Linked DNA regions of Homo sapiens: region 2 is linked to region 1. Evidence: read pairs that join two places in POLR2A ChIA-PET (ENCODE). Cell type or tissue: PC-9. All regions are shown on one strand. Each heading gives the region's core, and the rest is flanking DNA. Links, peaks and the distances in the headings are about the cores only. Region 1 has its middle 9.9 kb from the start of LAMTOR4. Region 2 overlaps PILRA (paired immunoglobin like type 2 receptor alpha).

Evidence for each region. ChIA-PET counts read pairs that join two places held together with the same protein. Peaks named below come from ENCODE experiments on the same cell type or tissue, not always from the same donor. Only the 100,000 strongest peaks of a DNase experiment are listed, where the experiment ranks them.
Region 2: POLR2A ChIA-PET joins it to region 1 with 13 read pairs; 4 of 35 experiments call an interaction of 5 or more read pairs at or near these places.

Annotation. Positions count from the first base shown.
Region 1 is chr7:100,131,732-100,146,280 of GRCh38, reverse strand. It overlaps the pseudogene RPL7P60. Among named protein-coding and RNA genes, the nearest start is that of LAMTOR4, 9.9 kb to the left of the region's middle. RefSeq lists an enhancer at 8,390-8,449. In PC-9, for the core only: no CTCF peak of the experiment used is centred there; DNase peaks (open chromatin) are centred at 4,470 and 4,890; H3K27ac peaks cover 1,898 bases.
Region 2 is chr7:100,387,070-100,392,069 of GRCh38, reverse strand. PILRA (paired immunoglobin like type 2 receptor alpha) reads right to left here. Exons shown (of 7, transcript NM_013439.3): 3 at 1,964-2,182. Among named protein-coding and RNA genes, the nearest start is that of PILRA, 16 kb to the right of the region's middle. In PC-9, for the core only: no CTCF peak of the experiment used is centred there; no DNase peak of the experiment used is centred there; H3K27me3 peaks cover 329 bases.

The sequences.
Region 1 (14,549 bases), core at 2,106-7,105:
GGCCTGAGCCACCATGCCCAGCCAGTATTGCCACACTTTTAGGGTAAAGTTTTTGGATATGCGATGGCTTCTCATTGTAGTTTTTATTTGCATTTACCTAAATATTAATGAGGTTGATCACATTTTCAGACAGGTTTGGCTTTTGGGATATCATCTTTTGTGAAGTATCAGTTCAACTTTTTTTTTTTTTTGAGACAGAGTCTTGCTATGTTGCCCAGGCTGGAGTGCAATGGTGCGCTCTTGGCTCACTGCAACCTCCGCCTCCTGGATTCAAGCAATTCCCTTGCCTCAGCCTCCCAAGTAGCTGGGACTACAGGGGCACGTTGCCATCCCGGCTTTTTTTTTTGTATTTTTAGTAGAGACGGGGTTTCACCGTGTTGCCCAGGCTGGTCTTGAACTCCTGAGCTCAGAGCAATCCACCTGCCTCGGCCTCCCAAAGTGCTACGATTACAGGCATGAGCCACTGCAACTGGCTTATTTATTTATTTTTTTTTTGAGATAGTCTTCCTCTGTTGCCCAGGCTAGAGAGCGGTGGTGCGATCTCGGCCCACTGCAACCTCCACCTCCCAGGTTCAAGCAATCCTCCTGCCTCAGCCTCCCGAGTAGCTGGGATTACAGGCACGCACCACCAGGCACGACTAATTTTTTTGGGTTTTTAGTAGAAAGGGGGTTTCACCATGTTGACCATGTTGGCCAGGCTGGTCTCAAACTCCTGACCTTAAGTGATCTACCCACCTCGGCCTCCCAAAGTGCTGGGATTACAGGCATGAGCCACCATGCCGGCCCAGTTCAACTCTTTTCTCATTTTTCTATTGAGTTTGTCTCTCTCTTTTTTTTTTTTTTTTTTTCCCGCCCAGGCTGGCTAGAGTGCAGTGGCGTGATCTCAGCTCACTGCAAACTCCTCCTCCCGGGTTCACATCATTCTCCTGCCTCAGCCTCCCGAGTAGTTGGGACTACAGGCGTCTGCCACCACGCCCGGCTAATTTTTTAGCTCAGGAGTTTGAGACCAGCCTGGCCAACGTGGCCTGTTGTGGGAAGTCAGGGACCCCAAACGGAGGGATTGGCTGAAGCCATGGCAGAAGAACGTGGATTGTGAAGATTTCATGGACATTTATTAGTTCCCCAAATTAATACTTTTATAATTTCTTACGCCTGTCTTTACTGCAATCTCTGAATGTAAATTGTGAAGATTTCATGGACGCTTATCACTTCCCCAATCAATACCCTTGTGATTTCCTATGCCTGTCTTTAATCTCTTAATCCCGTCATTTTGGTAAGCTGAGGAGGATGTATGTCACCTCAGGACCCTGTGATGATTGTGTTAACACAAATTGTTTGTAGAGGATGTGTGTTTGAACAATATGAAATCTGGGCACCTTGAAAAAAGAACAGGATAACAGCAATGTTCAGGGAACAAGAGAGATAACCTTAAACTCTGACTGCCGGTGAGCCGGGTGGAACAGTGCCATATTTCTCTTCTTTCAAAAGCAAATGGGAGAAATATTGCTGAATTCTTTTTCTCAGCAAGGAGCATCCCTGAGAAAGAGAGTGTGTCCCTGAGGGTAGGCCTCTGAAATGGCCGCTTTGTGGGGCGGCCGTCTTTCATGGTCGAAGCTGTAGGGATGAAATAAGCCCCAGTCTCCCGTAGCGCTCCCAGGCTTATTAGGACGAAGAAATTCCCGCCTAATAAATTTTGGTCAGACCAGTTGTCTGCTCAAACCTGTCTCCTGATAAGATGTTATCAATGACAATGCGTGCCCGAAACTTCATTAGCAATTTTAATTTGTCCCGTCTTGTGGTCCTGTGATCTCGCCCTGCCTCCATTTACCTTGTGATATCTTATTACCTTGTGAAGCATGTGATCTCTGTGACCCACACCCTATTCGTACACTCCCTCCCCTTTTGAAAAAATCACTAATAAAAACTTGCTGGTTTTTATTAGTCATCACGGAACCTGCCGACATGTGATGTCTTCCCTGGACACCCAGCTTTAAAATTTCTCTTTTTTGTACTCTGTCCCTTTATTTCTCAGACCGGCCGACTCTTAGGGAATATAGAAAAGAAGCTATGTGAAATATTGGGGGTGAATTTCCCCCGATAGCGGCCAAATCCTGTCTCTACTAAAAATTCAAAAATTGGCTGCACATATTGGCAGGCACCTGTAATCCCAGCTACTCGGGAGGCTCAGGCCTTGAACCTGGGAGACAGAGGTTGCAGTGAGCCAAGATCGCACTACTGCACTCCAGCCCGGATGATAGAGCGAGACTCAGTCTCAAAAAAAAAAAAAAGGAAAAAGTAATAATAAAACCACAGAATGAAGTTAAAGATAACTTTAGGCTGGGCGCAGTGGTTTACGCCTGTAATCTCAGCACTTTGGGAGGCCGAGGCAGGCGGATCACGAGGTCAGGTGTTAAAGACCAGCCTGGCCAACACTTTGAAACCCCGTCTCTACTAAAAATATAAAAATTAGCCAGGCGTGGTGGCATGTGCCTGTAATCCCAGCTACTCAGGTGGCTGAGGCAGGAGAATCGCTTGAATCCGGGAGGTGGAGGTTGCAGTGAATGGAGATCACACCACTGCACTCCAGCCTGGACAACAGAATGTGACTCCTTCTCAAAGAATAGACAAATAAATAAATAAATAAAAAGATAACTTTATTGGTGACTAGGGTTGTGTCAAAAGAACTCAAAGGCCAACTTGAAGAGGCTTCCACTGGACAAAAAAAAAAAAAGAATATTTTGAAATCAATCAGGACAATAACTGCAGTGAATTGAAACATAACAAACATGCCTAAATCCACAAACTTATTTTTAAATTTTTGTTTGTTATTGTTTGTTACAGAGATGAGGTCTCGCTATGTTGCCCAGGCTGCTCTTGAACTCCTGGTCTCAAGTGATCTGTGCCTCAGCCTTGCACAGTGCTGGAATTTCAGGTGTGAGCTGCACTGCCCGGCCACTGAGATCTTAAAATTGGACTTTCATTTCCTTCAACATAGTAAGTGTTACAATCTGTGTCTGATAATTCCAACATCTGGAGTCCTTGTGTGTCTGTGTGTGTCCATGTTTCTGTAGTCTGTTGTTTCTATTGTTCTGGCTGCCCTGCTTTATTACCTGCTTTGTGATATTTGATTGTTTTCTGGACATTTTATTTGAAAAAATACTTTTATGTATACCGTTAAGACCTAAGGCACTATTATCTTACTCTGAACAGTTTCCACTATTAGATATCTAAGGTATTTAACAGTTCAGACACATGGTTTGAAGTTCTGTGGCCACACAGAAAAATTCCTGGGAGTACAGTCTACCCCAACAAACAGAGTAAAATTCTTCAGTTTTCAACCCAGTACAGGGACTGTTACATAGCATCTTCCATTTGGTGAACGTTAAGCTCCAACTCCCATTGTGCTAATGCATGAAAGCCACCAAAAATACATCTCTGCCTTTCAGTGAATGCCCATGGATTAGAGTCTCAACAAACAGCAGAAGATGCTTCTCTAAAGTTTACCTTCCCAGTTGCTGAAGGACTTTCACCCATGTTCACTCTATCTCTCTTGTTTTTTGGACACGGGGTCTCACCTTGTTACCCAGGCTGGAGTGCAGTGTCGCAATCTCAGCTCAATGCAGCCTTGACCTCCCAGGTTCAAGCGATCCTCCTGCCTCAGCCCCCCAAGTAGCTGGGACTACAGGTGCATGCCACCACACCTGGCTGTTTTTTTTTTTTTTTTTTTTTAAAGAGATGGGGTCTTACTATTTTGCCCAGGCTGGTGTAAAACTCCTGGGCTCATGTGATCTTCCCACCTTGGCCTACCACCTGCTGGGATTACAGGCATGAGCCACTGTACCCGGCCCACTCTACTCTTGAGAATGGCAAAAGCCAAGCTTTATGTCTCTGCTGTCTTTACTCACAAATATCCCTGGTTTAGAATCACCCCTAAGCCATCTATTTGAGCTCCAGTCCTTTTCCCTGTTCTCTCCTGATAATTCTTCAGTGTCATACAAGGTCTTTGATGCATTTTAAATATTTTTATTTTATTTTATTTTTTGAGACAGAGTTTCTCTGTGTCACCCAGGCTGGAGTGCAGTGGCACAATCTCGGCTCACTGCAACCTCCACCTCCTGGGTTGAAACGATTCTCCTACCTCAGCCTCCCAAGTAGCTGAGATTGCAGGTGTGCACCAGCATGCCTGGTGAATTTTTGTATTTTTAGTACACATGGAGTTTTGCCATGTTGGCCAGGCTGGTCTCGAACTCCTGACCTCAGGTGATCCACCCGCCTTGGCCTCCCAAAGTGCTGGGATTACAGGTGTGAGCCACTGTGCCCAGCCATAAATATTTTTATTTTAAATCTTTTTTCAGTTGTCTTTATTGGGGGTAGTCAGGCCAAAAGCCACAGTTCATTTGCAGATTGTTCTTTTTTTTCACGCTTAGTAAACAGCATAGACCAACCACACCTTCCTTTATTGGGAAATCTTATCTCATCTTGGCTTTCATAATATCACTTCCTTCAATGCACACGTGAGCAACTTGAAAATGAGGTCCACATGGGATCCATTTTGCTGGTGAGGGTGGTATTAGAGGCACCTGGCCCTCAATAGTGGTGGTAGTTTGCGAGGCTAGACTCCTGGCACAGAAAGGCATGCATCCTTGGTGCAGTGTGAATGACAGCAGGAGTCTCTCCTACCCCAATGAGTAGGGCTGCAGCACTGGGGGTCTGAGCATGATTTTAGGACATAGTTCTTGGAAGATCAGCATTCAAGTTTTCATCTCCATTCTCCTAATACTTATGTGGGCTGCCCAGGATCCTTTTATTAATTCCCTTTATCTGTAATCAGCCAGAATTAGCTTCAGTTTCTTGAGAGGAAAAGCAATGACTAATCAGAGTGTGTGATTGTGCTGCCCCAGTAACTGGCAGCTTCAGTTTCATATGGTGACTGTCATGATTAGAAGTGAGCTATGGGGCAGACACGGTGGCTCACATCTGTAATCTCACCACTTTGGGAGACCAAGGTGGGTGTATCACCTGAGGTCAGGAGTTTGAGACCAGCCTGATCAACATGGAGAAATCCATCTCTACTAAAAATACAAAATTAGCCGGGCGTGGTGGCGCATGCCTGTAATCCCGGCTACTCGGGAGGCTGAGGCAGGAAGGAGAATCACTTGAACCCAGGAGGTGGAGGTTGCGGTGAGCCGAGATTGCGCCATCGTATTCCACCCTGGGCAACAAGAGCGAAACTCCCTCTCAAAAACAAACAAACAACAAAAAAAATGAGCCTGTGAGGGCTGGGCGAAGTGGCTTATGCCTATAATCCCAGCACTCTGGGAGGCCAAGGCGGGCCAGATCACCTGAGGTCAGAAGTTTGAGACCAGCCTGGCCAACATAGAGAAACCCCGTCTCTACTAAAAATACAAAAATTAGTTGGGTGTGGTGGTACGTGCCTATAATCCCAGCTACTCGGGAGGCTGAGGCAGGAGAATTGTTTAAACCCGGGAGGCGGAGGTTGCAGCAAGCTGAGATCACACCATTGCACTCCATAACAAGGCTCTATCTCAAAAAAAAAAAAAAAAAAGTGACCTATGAGGCTCTTTTCCAACTGGAACCATGGAGGGTGTTGAAAAGAAGAAGGTTCCTGCTGTGCCAGAAACCCTTAAGAAAAAGCGAAGGAATTTTGCAGAGCTGAAGATCAAGCACCTGAGAAATAAGTTTGCCTAAAGATGCTTCAAGAGGCCAGGAGGAAGCTTAGGTAGGAAAAAGCGAAGCACTATCACAAGGACTATAGGCGAATGGACAGAACTGAAATTCAAATGGCTAAGATGACAAGAAAAGCTAGCAACTTCTGTGTACCTGCAGAACACAAATTGGCATTGGTCATCAGGATCAGCAGTATCAATGGTGTGAGCCCAAAGGTCCGAAAGGTGTTGCAGCTTCTTCATCTTCCTCAAATCTTCAATGGAACCTTTGTGAAGCTCTACAAGGCTTCAATTAATATGCTGATGCCAGCCACGGTGCTTCACGCTGGTAATCTCAGCATTTTGGGAAGCTGAGGCAGTACGATCACTTGAGGTCAGGAGTTGGAGACCAGCCTGGTCAACATGGTGAAACCTCGTCTCTACTAAAAATAATTAAAAAACAAAAAAATTAGCCGCACATGGTGGTGTGTGCCTGTAGCCTCAGCTACTTGGGAGGCTGAGGCAGGAGAATCGCTTGAGCTCGGGAGGCAGAGGTTGCAGTGAGCCAAGATCGCGCCACTGCGCTCCACCCTAGGTGACAGAGCAAGACTCCATCTCAAACAAACAAACAAAAAACATGCTGAGGATTGTGGAACCATATATTGCATGGGGATACCCAAATCTGAAGTCAGTAATTGAACTAATCTACAAGTGTGGTTATGGCAAAATCAATAAGAAGTGAATTGCTTTGACAGATAACACTTGATTGCTTGATCTCTTGGTAAACATGGCATCACCTACATGGAGGATCTGATTCATAAGATCTATACTGTTGGAAAATGCTTCAAAGAAGCAAATAACTTCCCATGCTCCTTTCAATTATCCTCTCCACGAGGTAGAATGAAGAAAAAGACCACCCATTTTGTAGAAGGTGGAGATACTGGCAACAGAGAGGACCAGATCAACAGACTTATTAGATGAACTAAGGTGTCTACCATGATTATTGTTCTAATGTTTTCAGTTAATAAACAGTAACTGCTCTCAAATTGAGAAAAAAAAAAAAAAAGTCCATGCGCGGTGGCTCACACCTGTAATCCCAGCAGTTTGGGAGGCCAAGGCAGGTGAGTCACGAGGTCAGAAGATCGAGACCATCCTGGCTAACATGGTGAAACCCCGTCTCTGCTAAAAATACAAAAAAAAAAAAAAAATTAGCTGGGCGTGGTGGCGGGTGCCTGTAATCCCAGCTACTCAGGAGGCTGAATCAGGAGGATCGCTTGAACCCAGGAGGTGGAGCTTGCAGTGAGCCAAGATCGCACCACTGCACTCCAGCCTGGGCGACAGAGCGAGACTCCATCTTAAAAAAAAAAAAAAAGAAGTGAGAATACACAGGAAAGGTATGTGACTCAGCCTTTGGGGTTGTGGGAAGAATTCCACAAAAAGGAGATATCTTGGCCAGGCACAGTAGCTCACGCCTGTAATCCCAGCACTTTGGGAGGCCGAGGCAGGTGGATCACCTGAGGTCAGGAGTTCGAGACCAGCCTGGTCAACATGGCGAAACCTCGTCTCTACTAAAAATACAAAAATTAGCTGGGCGTGGTGGCACGTGCCTGTAATCTCAGCTACTGGGGGGGCTGAGGCAGGAGGATTGCTTGAACCTGGGAGGCGGAGGTTGCAGTGAGCCGAGATTGTGCCATTGCACACCAGCCTGGGCAACAGAGCTAGACTCCATCTCAAAAAAAAAAAAAAAAAAAAGGAGATATCTTTTTTGTTGTTGTTGGAGATGGGGTCTCACCCTTTTGCCTAGGCTGAAGTGAAGTGTAGTGGCTCAATCTCGGCTCACTGCAACCTCCACCTCCTGGGTTCAAGCGATGCTCCAGCCTCAGCCTCCCGAGTAGCTGGGAGTAGGTGCGCACCACCGTACCAGCTAATTTTTGTATTTTTAGTAGATGTGGGGTTTCACCATGTTGACTAGGCTGGTTTTCAACTCCGGGCCTCAACTGATCTGCCCGCCTCAGCCTCCCAGAGTGCTGGGGATTACAGGCATGAACCATCGTGCCCCACCCAAAGGGGAGATATCTAAGCTGCGTTCTCAAAGAGGACTTTGTGTCAGCCAGGTACAGAGTGTCAGAAGGGCACTCACGGCTGGGGAACAGAGATGCCCAGGTATAACATAAATCACACAGAAAAATGTTTGAGTTGGGGATGGGATGAGGCAAGAGGTGAGGCAGCAGAATAAAGCAAGAAGGTCCCCAAGGACTTCATACACCGGGCTCAGATTTGTGCATTATAATTTCTAAAAATGGCTTCAGATAAAACTGAACAATTCATTTCTCCCAAAGCATCTCAGCTGAAGCTCAGGCTTTATTTTGTAAAAAAGGTTTGTACATTTTGGAAGGCTGATTTCCTGGCAGATGGGACTAACGCGCTTCAGGAAGGTGTAGGTTTCTAGACACACGAAGTTACTTCCTGGACTAGCAGCAGGGCTAAGAGCCAGTGACTTGCAATATATACCCTAGGGGAAAGCAGGTGCCTGTCACCACCTAGATATGGCTTCAGGTGAAGATTTTTGTGTGTGTGTGTATTCAGCTCCCAACCTTGTTTGATCACTCAATGGAACAGGTAGCTGAATGTGACCACAGCTTATGATGGAACCTACTGACCTGGAAAGAAACCAGCATGCTGAACCACTACCTTATAAACCCTTGAGCACAACCTTCCTCCCTCAGTTTTTGCAACAATGACCCTACTTTACCCTCAGGGACTCTATTATCTCAAGTTTTCTCCAAACAACTCTACTTTCGTCTTTGTACCTTGTATTAATATTTTAGTTAACAGGACTTTTTCTCCAGACAAATTTGTATCTTACCTTACAGGGAAATAAAACATTTTACTTTTGGCACTAGAAAAAAATATGTAAATATATGTGTTTAAAAAAAAAAAAAGTGGGCCGGGCGTGGTGGCTCACGCCTGTAATCCCAGCACTTTGGGAGGCCAAGGCGGGCGGATCACAAGATCAGGAGATCGAGACCATCCTGGCTAACACGGTGAAACCCCGTTCCTACTAAAAAATACAAAAAATTAGCCGGGTGTGGTGGCAGGCGCCTGTAGTCCCAGCTACTCCAGAGGCCAAGGCGAGAATGGCGCGAACCCGGGAGATGGAGCTTGCAATGAGCCGAGATTGCGCCACTGCACTCCAGCCTGGGCGACAGAGTGAGACTCCATTTCAAAAAAAATAATTAAAAAAAAAAAAAGAAAGAACAAATTTTAAAAAGCAAGAAAACATCTTATAACCTTTAGTGTTGGCCTTGCTGCTAGAAAACGTAAGTCTAAACATATTGCTGTGGCCGGGTGCAGTGGCTCACCTGTAATCTCCGCACTTTGGGAGGCCGAGGCAGGCGGATTACCTGAGGGCGGGAGTTCCAGACCAGCCTGACCAATATGGTGAAACCCTATCTCTACTAAAAATAAAAAAAATTAGCCAGGCATGGTGGCATGCGCCTTAGTCCCAGCTATTTGTGAGGCTGAGGCAGGAGAATCACTTGAACCCAGGAGGTGGAGGCTGCAGTGAGCCAAGATCGCGCCACTGCACTCCAGCCTGGGCGACAGAGGGAGATTCCGTCCCAGAAAAAAAATAAATAAAATAAAAAACATATTGGTCACATGAAGCAACTTTTTAATTTTTTAATTGTTTATTTTTTTGAGATGGGGTCTTGCTCTGTTGCCTAGGCTGGAGTGCAGTGGTGCAATCATAGCTTACTGCAGCCTCCAACTCCTGGGCTCAAGTGATCCTCCCACTTCAGCCTCCTGAGTAACTGAGACTACAGATGTGCGCCCCCATGCCCAGCTAATTTTTGTATTTTTTGTAGTAATAGGGTCTCACTTTGCTGCCAGGCTGGTCTCAAACTCCTGAGCTCAAGCCATAGAGCTCAATATACCATCCATCCCTGCATAATTTCTTTATATACTTAGGTACTGCCTTCAAGTCCAGTTTCTTTCTAGAAAGCAGAGAAACGCAACCCTCTCCCCAGGGCATTGCTTTCTTCTACAGATATCCAGTAGAAAAGGCTTTCTGGGCTGGGCGTGGTGGGTCACACCTGTAAATCCGACCTTTGGGAGGCCAAGGCGGGCGGATCACTTGAGGTCAGGAGTTTGTGACCAGCCTGGCCAACATGATGAAACCCCATCTCTACCAAAAACACAAAAATTAGCTGGGTGTGGTGGCGTGTGCCTATAATCCCAGCTCTTCAGGAGGCTGAGGCAGGAGAATCGCTTGAACCCGGGCGGCGGAGGTTGCATGGCGCCACTACACTCCAGTCTGGGTGACACAATGAGACTCCGTCTCAAACAAACAAACAAACAAAAATGCTTTCTGGTGGGTGAGTGGGAGGAGGAGGTGATTATTCTTTTCCTGGGGGTCTGGACCATTAAGTTCCACAGTCATTAGGTTCCTCTTGCCGGCAGCCTTATTCCTTCTTTGCGCTTGCATTCCCAGACTCTACATTTACTCTACTAAGAAGTGTGGTTCTCTCCTTCCTCAGGCAGCTGCCTTTCTCCCCACTGAACTTCCTTCTGGGTGCTTGACCAGCCACATCTTCCACACATTTTCAGATGCTGTACTTTGGCAGTAGGTGAAACATCACCAGGACGCTACCCTGTGAGTTTTTTATGAAAAGAGGACACAAGGCTTTGGGGACTTACAGAGGGAGGGGAGCAAGGGTTGAGGAGTATCCTGCAATGGGGGAAGGGGATTTAAATTTCAGAAAGAAAATGTAGGCAGGGGAAACAGACACATGGACAGACTCAGGTTTAGGGAGCAGTGTATTTCTTCTATTTGTCAAGCAATCAGTATGGATTAAAATCATGATCTGGGGCTGGGCACAGTGGCTCATGCCTGTAATCCCAGCACTTTGGGAGGCCAAGGCGGGCAGATCGCCTGAGGTCATGAGTTCGAGACCAGCCTGGTCAACATGGTGAAACCCCATCTGTACTAACAATACAAAAATTAGCTGGGCGTGGTGGTGGGCACCTGTAATCCCAGCTACTCGGGAGGCTAAGGCAGGAGAATTGCTTAAACCTGGACAACGGAGGTTGCAGTGAGCTGAGATCACGCCACGCCACTGCACTCCCGCCTGGGCAACAGAGCTAGACTCCGTCTCAAAAAAAAAAAAAAAAAAAAAAAAAATATATATATATATATATATATATATAATTTATAAAATAAAATTTAAAAAAATAAAAAATACAAAAATTAGCCAGGCATGGTGGCATGCACCTGTAGTCCCAGTCTGGCGGCTGAGGCAGGAAAATTGTTTGAGGCAGAGGTTGCAGTGAGCCGAGATGGTGCCACTGCACTCTAGCCTGGGCTACAGAGAGAGACTCTGTCTCAGAAAAAAAAAAAAAGAAGACGACAATGAAAATTCAGACTTAGAAAAAAAGCATTCATGCTGGGCATGGCAGCTCAAGTCTGTAATCCCAGTACCCTGGGAGAGACTCTGTCTCTACAAAAAATCAAAAAATTAGCTGGGCATGGTGGCAAGTGCCTGTGGTCCCAGCTACTTGGGAGTCTGAGGTGGGAGGATCACTTGAGTCTGGGAGGTCGAGGCTGCAGCAAGCTATGATCACCCCCACTGCACCAGCCTGGGTGACAGAGTGAGATCCTGTCTCAAAAAAAAAAAAAAAAAAAAAAGGTAAAAGGAAGAAAGAAAAAAAAAGAAAAGGATCAACTGAGTGGTAGGATGTCTGGAATTTATTTATTTACTTATTTATTTTTTTGAGACAGAGTCTCACTCTGTCGCCCAGGCTGGAGTACAGTGGCATGATCTTGGCTCACTGCAAGCTCCGCCTCCCGGGTTCACGCCATTCTCCTGCCTCAGCCTCCCAAGTAGCTGGGACTACAGGCGCCGGCCACCACGCCCGGCTAATTTTTTGTATTTTTAGTAGAGACGGGGTTTCACTGTGTTAGCCAGGATGGTCTCGATCTCCTGACCTCATGATCCGCCCGCCTCAGCCTCCCAAAGTGCTGGGATTACAGGCGTGAGCCACCGTGCCTGGCCGGATGTCTGGAATTTCTAAGAGATGATGGTCTGAATTCCTGGGTTTTCCCTTAGCCCCAAAAACTAAATGCTGAGAAGGACAAAAACTCCCAATTAAAGGTGGGGCTGCAGGGAGAGAAATTGGAGAGTAGACAGCAGTTGCTTTTTCTTTTTTTTTTTTTTTTTAGACAGAGTCTCATTCTGTTGCCCAGGCTGGAGTGCAGTGGCACATTCTCGGCTCACTGCAACCTCCGCCTCCCGGGTTCCAGCAATTCTCCTGCCTCAGCCTCCCGAGTAGCTGGGATTACAGGCGCACACCACCACGCCCAGCTAATTTTTGTATTTTTAGTAGAGACAGGGTTTCACCATGTTGGCCAGGCTGGTCTCTAGTTGCAGGAAAACAAGCTCAGGGCTCCCACTGATTCTACATGATGATGAGTTGTAGAATTATTTCATTATATATTACAAACACTGCTGAACACAGCTTCTAATTATTTAATCATGCAACTGGAAACTTCAAAAACTGCCATTATTGATATACATCTTCTACATTGATGGTTTCTTACTGATCCTTGGATTAAAATTTTTTTTTTTTTTTTGAGACAGAGTCTCGCTCTGTCACCCAGGCTGGAGTGCACTGGCACAGTCTCAGCTCACTGCAACCTCCACCTCCCGGATTCACGCCATTCTCCTGCCTCAGCCTCCTGAGTAGCTGGGACTACGGGCACCCGCCACCATGCCCGGCTAATTTTTTGTATTTTTAGTAGAGACAGGGTTTCACCATGTTAGCCAGGATGGTCTCCATCTCCTGACCTCGTGATCTGCCTATCTCGGCCTCCCAAAGGGCTGGGATTACAGGCATGAGCCACCGCGCCTGGCCTGGATTTTAAAAATTTTCTACCTGGGGTCTTGAGCACAGGTCCGATGTCTAATAAACAACTTCAAGCTTCATGGCCAGGCACGGTGGCTCACGCCTGTAATCCCAGCACTTTGGGAGGCCAAGGCGGGTGGATAATTTGAGGTCAGGAGTTCAAGACCAGCCTGGCCAACATGATGAAACCCCATCTTTACTAAAAATACAAAAATTAGGCGGGCGTGGTGGCGTGTGCCTATAATCCCAGCTACTCAGGAGGCTGAGGCAGGAGAATTGCTTGAACCTGGGAGGTGGAGGCTGCACTGAGCCGAGATTGCACCAAAGCACTCCAGCCTGGGCGACAGAGACTCCGTCTAAAAAAAAAAAAAAAAAAGTACACCAAACTAATGCTGATCTCATCTGGCAGAGGTCACTCTGCTCTGCCCTCCGAGAGTGGAATACTGTGCTTAATACAGTTTTGCTGCTTTGCTTTGCTATCTGTTTGTGTCTCGTCCAATTCTTTGTTCGGGACACCAAGAGCCTGGAATTGCACGGCACCATCTGGTAACACTTTCCCAGTTCTCCCTTTGATCTGTGCATTTATGCAGCTTTGCCCTTTGTGATCTGTCTATCTTCTCTGGCATCTCTCCCTCTTTTTAGCCCACTGTGCAAGGAATCCCCAGGACCTCAGAGATCCACTTTCATTAGCTACTCCCTAACTCAGCGCCTCTCTTTCTTCTGTGTGTAAACAAGCTCCTTGTTCTACGTCTAGGATGGAGATGGTAGAAGCAGGGTTGCCAACAGAGGAGATAGGAGGGGAAAGGGGGATTTACTCCAGGTTTTGAGGCACAGAGAAGGAAGGGTTTGTCAGGGGTAGGGAGAGCTGGAGACCAGGGAGTTGGAGGCAAGCCTAGACTCCCCTCTGGTGGCAAGGGGAGGGTGTGCAGGTGCACCAGTGAGGATCAGGAGACAGAGATGCGAGTTATTCTCTGTGGGATTTAGCAAAACCCACAGACATACAGTTGTTTTTTGTTTGTTTGTTTTTTGAGATGGAGTCTCCCTCTGTCATCCAGGCTGGAGTTCAGTGGCACAATCGACTCACTGCAACCTCCACTTCCCGTGTTCAAGCGATTCTCCTACCTCAGCCTCCCGAGTAACTGGGATTATAGGTGCATGCTACCACGCCGAGCTAATTTTTGTATTTTTAGTAGAGATAGGATTTCACCATGCTGGCCAGGCTGGTCTCGGACTCCTGACGTCAAGTGACCCACCCCCCTCAGCCTCCCAAAGTGCTGGGATTACAGGCGTAAGCCACCACGCCCAGCCACAGACATATAGTTTTAAACACAAGAAGGGACCTGCAGATGTGTTTGGTGGTGGCTTAGACACTAGGCTTTGGGTCAGAGCCAGTATAAGACCGTATATGCCAGTATAAGTGGAGCACCTGCTGGAGACCTACCAGCAAGAGGAGGATTATGTTTGGTGAACCAAAACCTCCTTCCAGGCTGGGCGCAATGGCTCATGCCTGTAATCCCAGTACTTTGAGAGGCCAAGGCGAGAGAATCACTTGAGCCCAGGCAACACAGTGAGACCCCATCTCTATAAAAAATAAAATAAAAAATTAGCCAGGCATAGTGTTGTGTACCTGTAGTCCCAGCTACTCTAGAGTATGAGGTGGAAGGATTGCTTTAGCCTGGAAGTTCAAGACCAGCCTGGGCAACACGGTGACACCTCATGGCTACATAAATTTTATTTATTTATTTATTTATTTATTTATTTATTTATGAGATGGAATCTTGCAGGTATGAGCCACTGTGCCCGGCCCAAGACTCTGTCTCTAAAAAAAGAAAGGAAGGAAGGAAGAGAGAGAGAGAAGAAAGAAAAAGAAAGAAAGAAAGAAAGAAAGAAAGAAAGAAAGAAAGAAAGAAAGAAACAAAGAAACAAAGAAAGAAAGAAAAGAAAGAAAAGGAAAAGGAAAGAAAAGGGCCCGGCGCGGTT
Region 2 (5,000 bases), core at 1-5,000, 250 kb before region 1:
CCCAAAGTGCTGGGATTACAGGCGTGAGCGGGAGCCATCATGCCTAGCCCATTGCAAACATTCTTGATGGTAACTTCAGATCAGGTTTGGAGGATGTTGGGGTGGAACTCATTAATGCCTCAGGCCTTGTCCTCTCTTTTGAACTGTAAATGTGTACTCTGAGTTTCCAATGGACAACTCTGCTGAGATGCCACACATGGATCTCCAGTGTAACAGATCCCAAATTAAATGAGGCATCGTTCCCCTCCAAGCATGATCTCCTCTCTTCCCCATTGTACTTGGTGATTTCATTACAGCCTCATCCACTCAAGTGGAAACAGGGGCTTATTCCTGCTCCCTCGCCCCTACATCAATCTAACAATCAACTTATTTATTTATTTATTGAGATAAGGTTTTGCTCTGTCAGCCAGGCTGCAGTGTAGTGGCACAATCATGGCTCACTGCAGCCTCGACCTCCCAGGCTCAAGCAGTCTTCTCACTTCAGCCTCTGGAGTAGCTGGGACCACAGGCGCACGCCACCACACCCAGCTAATTTTTGTATTTTCTGTAGATACGGGGTTTTGCAAAGTTGCCCAGGCTGGTCTTGAACTCCTTGGCTCAAGAGATTCTCCTGCCTTGGCCTCCCAAAGTGTTGAGATTACAGGCATGAGCCACCCTGCCCAACCAACCAAGTGTCATTTATAAAAAATTTTTTTTAAATTATTTTTATATTTAGTTGGAGATAGTTTGCTCCGTCTCCCAGGCTGGAGTGCAGTGGTGAAATCACAGCTCATTGTAACCTTAAACTCCTGGGCTCAAGCAATCCTCACATCTCAGCCTCCCAGTAGCTGGTACCACAGGCACAGGCTACCATGCCCAGCTAATAATAATAATAATAATAATAATTATTATTATTATTATTATTGTTATTATTATTTTGTAGAGACAGGGTCTCCCTGTGTTGCCCAGGTTGGTATCAAACTCCTGGGCTCAAGAAATCCTCTTGCCTCAGCCTCCCAGAGTGCTGGGATTACAGGCGTGAGCCACCTCAACGCACCTCACCTCTTTGGTTTTATTACTTAATCTTTTCCAGGATCTGGCCCTTTTCCTCTTTCCACCTCACCCCTGCACTGCACTGACCCAGCCTGGCCCACCTCTGGCCACTCCTCCATAGACTGAGGTCTCTCACGGTAGCTGAGGTCACCCTTTACTGCTTCATGCTGCCTCTGGGATCAGAGGCTCTTGGGTGTGATTTCCAAGGTCCTCTCCTTTCCTGCCTCCTCCACCAGCACTGAGCTTCCTGCAGCTCCTGGAATGGTTTCCTCCACCCACAAGGAAAGTGAGTGACCTCTACACCACCCTCACCACTTGCCAGGCTAATTCTTTTTCTTCTTTGAGACTTTTGCATATATCACCTCTGGGAAGTCCTCTCTGATTACCTCTCCTTCTTCCCACCCTTATTAAGTGCTACCATAGTTCTTTCTCAATGAAGCAATTAGTCCTTGAGGCAACTGAAAACCCCACACCCCTAGTTCCCTGAGAGCAGAGTCTATGGTTTATGCTTTATCTACTTTGCTTCTGCAGTTTCAAGCCAGGCCGTGGCAGGTGGGCAGTTGGCCAGTGCCTGCTGAGCTCAGCTTACTTCTGGTCCCTTCTGCTCTCTCTCTCCTTTTCCCAGGGCAGACCCTCCCCTCTCCTCCCCAGGAACCTTCAGGGGAGGTAGATGAGTGATGACTGAGAGAGAAGAACTAGGGGGGGATCGGCTGTGTGAAAAGGGCTGTGGGCTCTCACATGTGACCCTGCCCCGCCCCACTGCAGGAGCCTCACAAATGCAGACACCTCAGCATAGGCCACGAAGTCGGCCTCGGTGGGCTTGAGGGGAGCCAGCAGGGTCTGCATATTTCAGGAGCCCCATAGCTGCAGGTGGGCTTTGAGAAACCCCCAGATGGGAGGCTTGGGGAGAGGGCGGGTCCTGGGCACTTACCTTTCCTTCTCCTCCACCTGAGGAGGCAGATCAGTCCCAAAATCATGATTCCGAGCACAGTGACAGCCACTGCCACCCCCACAGCAGTCTCCAGACTTATGTGCCAAGAGTCTGAGCGTCGTTTGCCCTGTGTGACCCTGAGGCCGGTTGTGGTGGTTGTGCTACTGAGCCTCCAGGTGGTAGTCATGCTGCTGGGCCTCTGGGTGGTGGTCGTGACAGCTGGGGAGAGATGAGGAATGAGCAGACCCTCCCCTGGGGGCACAGGGTGTCTGGGTGAAAGGCGTGGTGTGCTGCTTTCTAGGTTGGGGGACATTAGTGGTGAGGGAGCTCCTCTCTGAAGCCCACACAGGGAGCGGGGAACAGGGTGAAATGTTAACAGCTTTCAATGCAGACGACTCAGTTCATTTTATATTATTTTTCCTTTCCTTCTTTTCCTTTCCTTTCCTTTCCTTTCCTTCCTCTCTCCCTCCCTCCCTCCTTCCTTCTTTCCTTCATTCCTTTCTTCCTTCCTTCCATTTCTTCCTTCCTTTAATTTTATTTCTTCCTCCTCAAATTCAGCTTAACAGGCAACTCAGTTTAAATCCGATTCTATACCAGTTATCAGCAGGGTGACCTCAGAACCTCATCTCCTCACTCACAAATAGGGATAACTAAATCACAGGATCAAAAAAAGTCTATTGTTGCCAATACAGGTAACATAAAATATGTCATTTTAACCATTTCTACATGCACCGTTCAGTGGCATCAAGCACATTCACAGTGCTGTGCAACCATCACACCATCCAACTCCAGAACCCTTGCATCTTCCTCAATGGAAACATTTTTTTTAAGTTAAAAATTTATTGACATTCTGATTGTGAAAAACTCTAATATTACTTTTAATTTATAATAGGAGTTACTTCCCAAAAATGTTAATCACAGATGAATTGAAAGAGTCTTTGGGATTTCACCCATTTCACAGCCCCACGTCTTAACGGAGTGCTTTTTTATTTATTTCAAGATATAGAAATCTCTACTGAAGAGGAAAAGGATACTGGAGATCTAAAAGATAGCTCTCTCTTGAAAACAAAAAGGAAACATAAGAAAAAACATAAAGAGAGACATAAAATGGGAGAAGAAATTATACCATTAAGAGTACTATCAAAGTAAGTCTGTGGTTTAAATTCTGTCATTGGCTTAACAATCCACCTCAATGGAAACATTTCACGTGTTAAACAACTCCTCATTCCTGTGTCCCCACCCTTCTACCCCTCTACTTTCTGTCTCCATGAGTTTGACTAAATACTTCATATTAGCTGAATCATACAGTGTGTTTTTACAGGATTGTCTTTTTTTTTTTTTTTTTTTTTTTTTTTTTGAGACGGAGGCTCGCTCTGTCACCCAGGCTGGATGGAGTGCAGTGGTGCAGCCTCGGCTCACTGCAACCTCCGCCTCCCAAGTTCAAGTGATTCTCCTACCTCAGCCTCCCGAGTAGCTAGGATCACAGGCACATGCCACCATGCCCAGCTAATTTTTGTATTTTTTTTTTCTTTTTTTAGTAGAAACGGGGTTTCACCATGTTGGCCAGGCTGGTCTCCAACTCCTGACTTCAGGTGATCTGCCCGCCTCAGCTTCCTAAAGTGTTGGGATTATAGGTGTGAGCCACTGTGCCAAGCCAGGATTGTCTTAATAAGTGAGAACACATCTGTAAAAAACCTACTGTATATTGAAAATATGTTTTTAAGGTCACATTAATATATATTGACCTTCACATCCTACAAACAAGTTACACCTTCTTTATAGATGTTTCACGCACCCTTAAAAAATTGACATAGTACTCAGCCACAGGACAAAAAAATCAGGCTCCTTAATGTCTTCAAGTTAGTATGAACTAAAATCTTCATCCACTCTTAAGAGAAAGTAATAAAAGTGTAAATGCTATGTCTTGATTGGGAATTTTAAAATGTTTTAATTACTTAAAGGAAAACATGTATAATAACATACTGTTTAGAAAATAAAAACTAGAGTAATACATATTTTAAAAAAGAACCCTGGAGTATGACTAAAGCAACACTCTAAGCTAAATTCATTGTATGAAATGGATTTATTACTTAAAATGGGAAGAAATTTTTAAAACAAATAAAATATTCAGTTTCCAAAGAAAAAACCCCAAACAGGAGGAGCCAGCTGTAAAGAAACTCAGAGGAAGAAAGTAATGAAAAGTTACGTAGGAATAAATTAGGGAACAGATAGCCACAGGCAAAATAAATGCAGAAACTGGTTATTTAAAGGAGCAACAAGAAGAAGATAGACAAGACTAGCAAACCTAATGACAACAAAAGCCAGCTGCAGTCACGAGTGGGTATATGCTCAATTATATGTTGTTAAATGTTAAAATATCTGTGAAATGGGTGTCTTTTGGGTTTTTTGGACACCGTCTTGCTCTGTTGCCCAAGCTGGGGTGCGCAATCGTACCTCACTGCAGCCTCCACCTCCTGGGCTCAAGTGATCCTCCCACCTCAACCTCCTGATTAGCTGGGACTACAAGCATGAACCTCTGAGCCAGGCCTGGGTGATATTTTTAAAAATTGATTTAAGAACTAGTATACCTTGGGGCCAGGCACAGTGGCTCATGCCTGTAATCCCAACACTTTGAGAAGCTGAGGTGAGCAGATCACCTGAGGTCAGGAGTTTGAGAGCAGCCTGGCCAACATGGTGAAAGCCCATCTCTACTAAAAATACAAAAATTAGCTGGGTGTGGTGGCGGGTGCCTGTAATCCCAGCTACTTGGGAGGCTGAGGCAGGATAATCACTTGAACCTGGGAGGCGGAGGTTGCAGTGAGCCAAGATCATGCTACTGTACCCCAGCCTGGGTGACAGAGCAAGATTCTGTCTCAAACGAAGAAGTAGTATATACCTTAACTCATTTATGCCTAGTGTTCTATTATTAGAACGCTAAGTTTGTGGGAGTTATTTATATCCTACTGCTCAAGGTCATCGCCAAGTTCTGATCTTTCACACAAAAAATTTGCAGCCTCTGGCGTAAATGAGTTAACTG